2 separate regions of the Homo sapiens genome follow, and region 1 is linked to region 2. The links are chromatin loops, found by intact Hi-C in ENCODE. Cell type or tissue: GM12878. All regions are shown on one strand. Links, peaks and the distances in the headings refer to the core of each region. The heading gives the core; the rest is flanking DNA. Region 1 has its middle 570 kb from the start of SPOCK3. Region 2 has its middle 610 kb from the start of TLL1.

What was found. Hi-C counts contacts between places; a loop is a spot of excess contacts. Peaks named below come from ENCODE experiments on the same cell type or tissue, not always from the same donor. Only the 100,000 strongest peaks of a DNase experiment are listed, where the experiment ranks them.
Region 1: a loop joins it to region 2, with 3 times the contacts of the local background. A loop is called at or near these places in 1 of 110 quality-filtered maps.

What each region holds. Positions count from the first base shown.
Region 1 is chr4:166,660,524-166,663,458 of GRCh38, forward strand. No RefSeq gene overlaps it. Among named protein-coding and RNA genes, the nearest start is that of SPOCK3, 570 kb to the right of the region's middle. RefSeq lists an enhancer at 1,965-2,024. In GM12878, for the core only: no CTCF peak of the experiment used is centred there; a DNase peak (open chromatin) is centred at 1,808; H3K27ac peaks cover 1,951 bases.
Region 2 is chr4:166,480,477-166,483,411 of GRCh38, forward strand. No RefSeq gene overlaps it. Among named protein-coding and RNA genes, the nearest start is that of TLL1, 610 kb to the left of the region's middle. In GM12878, for the core only: no CTCF peak of the experiment used is centred there; a DNase peak (open chromatin) is centred at 1,465.

The sequences.
Region 1 (2,935 bases), core at 267-2,766, 180 kb after region 2:
TCATTTTAGGAAATGTTAGGTTTTAGAAGTAGTAGATTTAAACAATTCTAGTTAGTCAACTCATGCAAAGGTACCAAGCAGGCAGTTGATATTTTGTCCTGATGATCAGGGGAGAAGAGCTGGCTAGTGGTATTTATTTGGTGGCCTTAAGCACATAGATTACACTTACTACCTTGAGGCTGGATGAAATAACCAAGGGGGAGAGTATAGTGAGGGAAAAGAGATGAGATTTAAGAACTGAGCTGTGGGGAACTCCGACATTTAGACAATACAGCGAAAGATCTGGAAAGTAAGACTGTGCTAAAGCAGCAACAGAAGTAAAAAAGAAACCTGAGAACGTTTTCTCAGAAAATAAGGGAAGAAAGAATTTGAAAAAGGAGAGAGATCATTGTGTCTACCACCTACTATTCCATCATAAACAACAGTAGATGTCCTCTGCATACCAAATTTTAATATAGAACTTTTATCTTTCAGTTCTAAGTAATTTCTAAGTCTCATTTTTTTCTTTGACTCATGAGTTATTTAAAAGCATGCTTGTAAGTTTCCAAATATACATGAATTTTCTTTATTATTTTTATCTTAATTGTTTAATAATAAAAAACTTAAGCCTATTTTCAGGGCTGGCGTTCAGCCAGTATCACATGACAGGATGTATAGTCATCCCTCAGTATCTGAGGAATTGGTTCCAGGACCCCCTCTGATACCAAAATCTGTGGATGCTCAAATCCCTCACATAATGGCATCATATTTGCATATAACTTACACACATCCTCCCATATACTTTAAATCATCTCTAGATTACTTATATCTAATACAATGTAAATGCTTTGAAAATAATTGTTATACTATATATTTTAATTGCTTTTTAAAAAATATTTTCTATCTATGGTTTGTTAAATCTGTGGTGGGAAAGCCACAGTTATGCAAGAGCTGACTGTATTACTTTATAATTATTAATCAAGCATTCATCTAAGTGGTCAGTCATCTTTTGAAATTTATCAGCCCCATGGTGTAACAGTTGATAAATATTTTGAATATTACCTCTATCTGTATGAAACTGTTCTTTGAACTTTGTTGGGATTTGCTTAATGGTCTAGTGCAGGATTAATTTTTGTAAATGTTCTAGATTTCCTTGAGAAGAACATGTAGTCTCTAATAAGCTCCATTCATATTTTATAATTGCATTAGATTAAGCCTGTGTATTGTGTCCAAATATTCTATAACCATTGGTTTTTTGTCTCTTTTATTTTTTTAATTATTTTATATTTATTTGTTTTGGGGATATAGACAGGGTCTCATTATATGGAAAAAGTTATGGTAAAACATCCAACAATAGAAGGAAATTTATCAATTGCTCTCTCTAGTTTAATTAGTTTTTATTCCATGTACTATCAGAAATTCATGTGTCTTAAATTGTTAAATCTTTTGTCTCACTAATGCTCTTAAAATTAGTTAGTGGTATTCTCTATATCTAATAATGATGCATTTTTTCTTATAGTCTACCTTTTGTTTATATTTACGTGGATACACCCACTTGATTGCTTGTGCCAACAAATACCTTATATAATCAGATAAAAATTCCCTCAGTAAAAAGAAAATGTTAGCCTTGTTTCCAAAATTATTTAGGCAAAACAATGTTAACCAAAGACAAGAAAAAATTGAATATAAATGAAAACAATCAAAAAAGAAAGTCAGTGAAAACTAACCTACAATGACTCTTGGTATTGAAATTAGTATACTGACTATTGTTAAAACACACCTCAGCAGACAAACACAATGAACTCTCTGGCTAAAAAGAGACATACTGAAACTACAAAACAGAACCAAATGGCCACGACAGGGTGAGAAGCTGGTCATATATCCCTGGGCTCACAAAGAAAATACATGTCACTACCTGTCACAAGGTTTTTATTCCTGTAATTAAGCAGAACCGATTTCTCAAAAACATGTCAAAACAGCTACGGCTGAAAATTCCCCAACTGACCTCAGACAGAACACCTGGTGGTGGCTGACTGACCACCTGGAACCTGCTAATTAAAAAACTTGTAGCTTCCTGCTTAAAGACCACCCAATGCAGGCTTTTCTCCTTACCATTCTGATACCTTCTCCTGCTTTGCAGTCCTGCCACAACTTTCAATAGACTAAGGATGAGCCTTACAAACTTTCTTTCATGATAAACTGCCACAAATCTCCAGCCAGTTTCCACTGGCTTATAGAGGATATGCAAAAACCTCCTTTGTGCCCAGTAGTTCACCATATGACATATTGAGCCAAAATCTCCCTTATTTTGATATTGAAATCCCACTGCAAAGTGAATGTAGAATGTATGCTACATACGTTAAGCTGTTACACAAGTGCTTAACTTCCCTCAAAAATATACATAGATTTTTCACAAACTCCTCCACAAATCTCTTGGTTTTTTTTGTTAACACTGTAAAGCAAGTATGCTTAAAATGTTTAGTAAATTAACTGTTAAAAATGAATAATTTTGGCTGAGAACTGGAAACTATAAAAAGGAAATTACACTTTTTTTCTTTTTAAAGAGCTGAATTGAAACTCTGGCCAAAAAAAAAAAAAAAAAGAAAAATTAACCAAAATTAAGAACTCCATGAATGATGTTATAAGATACATTGTATCCTCCAAAAAAAGAAACGTTGAAGTCTTATTCCTCAGTATTCAGAATGAGATATTTAGTGAAAACAGTATCGTTTCAAAGGCAGTCAAGTTAAAATGTGCTCATTAGAATAGGCCCTGATACATATTGCTGGATTCCTTAAAAAAGAAAGATTTGGACACAAAGAGAACCATAAGTGGAAAACAATGTAAAGCACAGGGAGAAGACAGTCATCTAAAAGCCAAGAAATACCTGAGGCTACCTGTGTGTCTAAATACCCAGTTTGCAGTCCTAGAAAAATAATACAATATTTGTATTTGG
Region 2 (2,935 bases), core at 249-2,748:
CTGTTGTTGCTTCTTTTCAGCATTCTTTGAGGTTCTAGACAGTTTTATTAGGCAAGAAAAATAGAAAGGTCTAAAATTTAAAATATCCCTATTTGCAGATGGCATGATCTTGCACATGGAAAATCTTAAGGAATCCACTGAACAACTATTAGAACTGACAAATGAGTTCAGCAAGGTTGCAGGATGCAAGCTCAATATACAAAAGCCAATTGTATTTCTATAAATTTGCAATGGGCAATATGAATAGGAAATTAAGAAAACAATTTTTAATAGCATCAAAAAAGTAAAATACTTGGGAATAAATTTAACAAAAGATGTATAAGTCTGTACATTGAAAGCTATAAACTTTCATCAAAAGAAATTAAAGAAGACTTAGAAAGACATCCTGTGTTCATGAATTGAAAGACATAATATTGTTAAGATGTAAAATACTCCCCAAATTGATACATAGGATTAACATATCAAATGTCTGATAAGAATATTATATCCAGAATACAAAATAAATGAATGCAATCCAACAATTAAAACATAATTTTAAAATGTGAAATAATGTGAATTGACATTTATTTAAATCAGATACAAATGACCAATAGGCAAACGCAAAATGTTTAACATCAGTAGTCTGTGTGATCTGAGACACCAAAACAAATACCCCTTTATCAACTAATATGGACTCTAAGGTTAAGGAAACAAAAGTTACCAGGGTTCAGAGATGAGCTGGCATGGCAACTTCCTAAGTCTCTATGACTACAAGTAAAACCACACTCTTGCTAACCAATAGGATCTATCAGGCAAATTGTCAGACCCTTCCTAACTCTGATTTACAACCCAGACCACTACAGCGCTGAACAGAGGACTGGTCTCAGGCTGTTTTCTGATAAGCTGCTGCAGACCTTAAGCCAGTTTCAGCCAACTTGTAGAAACTTCACACAAACTGCCTTTGTGTTCTATAGTTCATCTTTTGATGTAAAGAGCCAAATTCCACCTCATTTTAATGCTAAAGCCTGCCCCAAGGAGAACATGGGATATATGTTAGGTACATGTTTCCCCATTGCACAAACACTCCACTTCTCTTTTAAATACGTACAGCTTTTCACCCAAACCCGCTAAATAGTATCACTTTTTTGCGTAATTCAGATCTTGTGAGGCATAAAAACCCACCTGGCTTTTTTCTCTTTGAAGATAACATCTTTGGTACATGCTAGAGACTGTCTCTTCTCTGTTTACAAACTGATATTGCCAGTAAAACTCTTCTTTCTACTATTTTGCCATACTGGTGGTCTTTTGGATGACAAGTCATTAGGAGAATTCAGATGAAAGCCACAATAACATATCACTTACACACACTGGGATGACTAAAAATAAAAAAAAACAGACATAACCTGTATTGATGAGTTTGTGGAGAAATCAGAATACACATATATTACTTGTGAAAGTATGAAATGGTGCAGCCACTTTGAAAAACAGCTTGTCAGTTCCTCAAAATGTTGAATATAGATTTACCACCATATGACCCAGCAATTACTCATCTAACCATATAAACAACAAAACTGAAAACATACCTCCATATTAGATCATATATAGCAAGTTTTATATCTGTGAGTTGGCCTGTAGGTTTATGTAGCAGCATCATTTTAATAGCTAAAAATTGAAAACAACCCAAAAATGTGTCAAATGGTGAAAGTATAAACAAAAGGTGATATATCCATAGCATAGAATATTGTTCAGTTAGTAAAAGAAGTGTAGTGACATAGAGCAGAGCACAAACGAACCTTGAAATCATGATGCTAAGTGAAAGAAAGCATTCATAAAAAGCCACATATTGTACAATTTCATTTATATAAAGTACTCAGAATAATTAAATCTAAAAGATAGAAAGTAGTTTAGTGGTTGCCAGAGGCTGGGAGAAGGGGAGAATGAAGAGTGATTACTAATCTTACAAGGTTTTTTTTGAAATGGTAAAATGTTTTAAAATTAGATAGTTGTGATAGCTGTGCAATGTTGTGAATATACTGAAAAGCACCAAATTGTACATCTTAAAAAGGTAAATTTTATGGTATGTGAATTACATGTCAATAAAGGTGTTATATAAAGTCTATAATAAATATTTGGCTTTTAGTATGTTTAAATTATCAAGTTGATGAATTATATACATATATTCTCAGGATGTTGAATGCACTGTCTAGTATATTTTTATTTTTAATATATTTTTGAATACCGAATTATAAATATATTTAGAATCCTATGAATATGTAAAACAAGTCTCTAAGGTAAGATAAATTCAGGGTAATACTGAGAAATAAAAATATATATCATAATTTAGAAAAAAGAAAATATGCTGGAATACAAGCATTTAGCCAGTTTAGAAACATTTTGTTCTGACGCTTGATTACATAATCATATCTATGTAGCTCTTTTTTCTAAAGGAAATTGTCCAATTGTGTGCATAACTCTTATCTGTAATACAAATATTTCCTTGTTTAACAAGAAATAACCTTGGTGAATATCTGTTACCACTGAGGTTGGTCAACTGTCACTCTCCTCCTTATGCCCACTTGCAACATCTGTCACATAGACATAATGCACACAAATGCTTGGTATTTTTCAATTTTAAAAATTATTTGATGCTTTTTCCTTGCAAATATATATAATTAAAAATTTACCTCAATTATAATATACCCTATATTGCTTTCCTGAGCCTATGTAGTTTATTTAGCTCCCCCTAATTTGTTAGTTCATTTATTTAAGAATTTGGCATCTATTAATTGTTAATTCTATGTCAGGCAAAAGCAATATCAACGTGGATAAGACATATTTCTTGTCTTTAAGGAGCTCAGATTGCAGCAGGTAGACAGGTAGCCAATGTGCGGAATGTGAAGTGAGATCTACCCCAATATATTGTACATTAGAAAACAGGAAAACTCATGTGATTTTA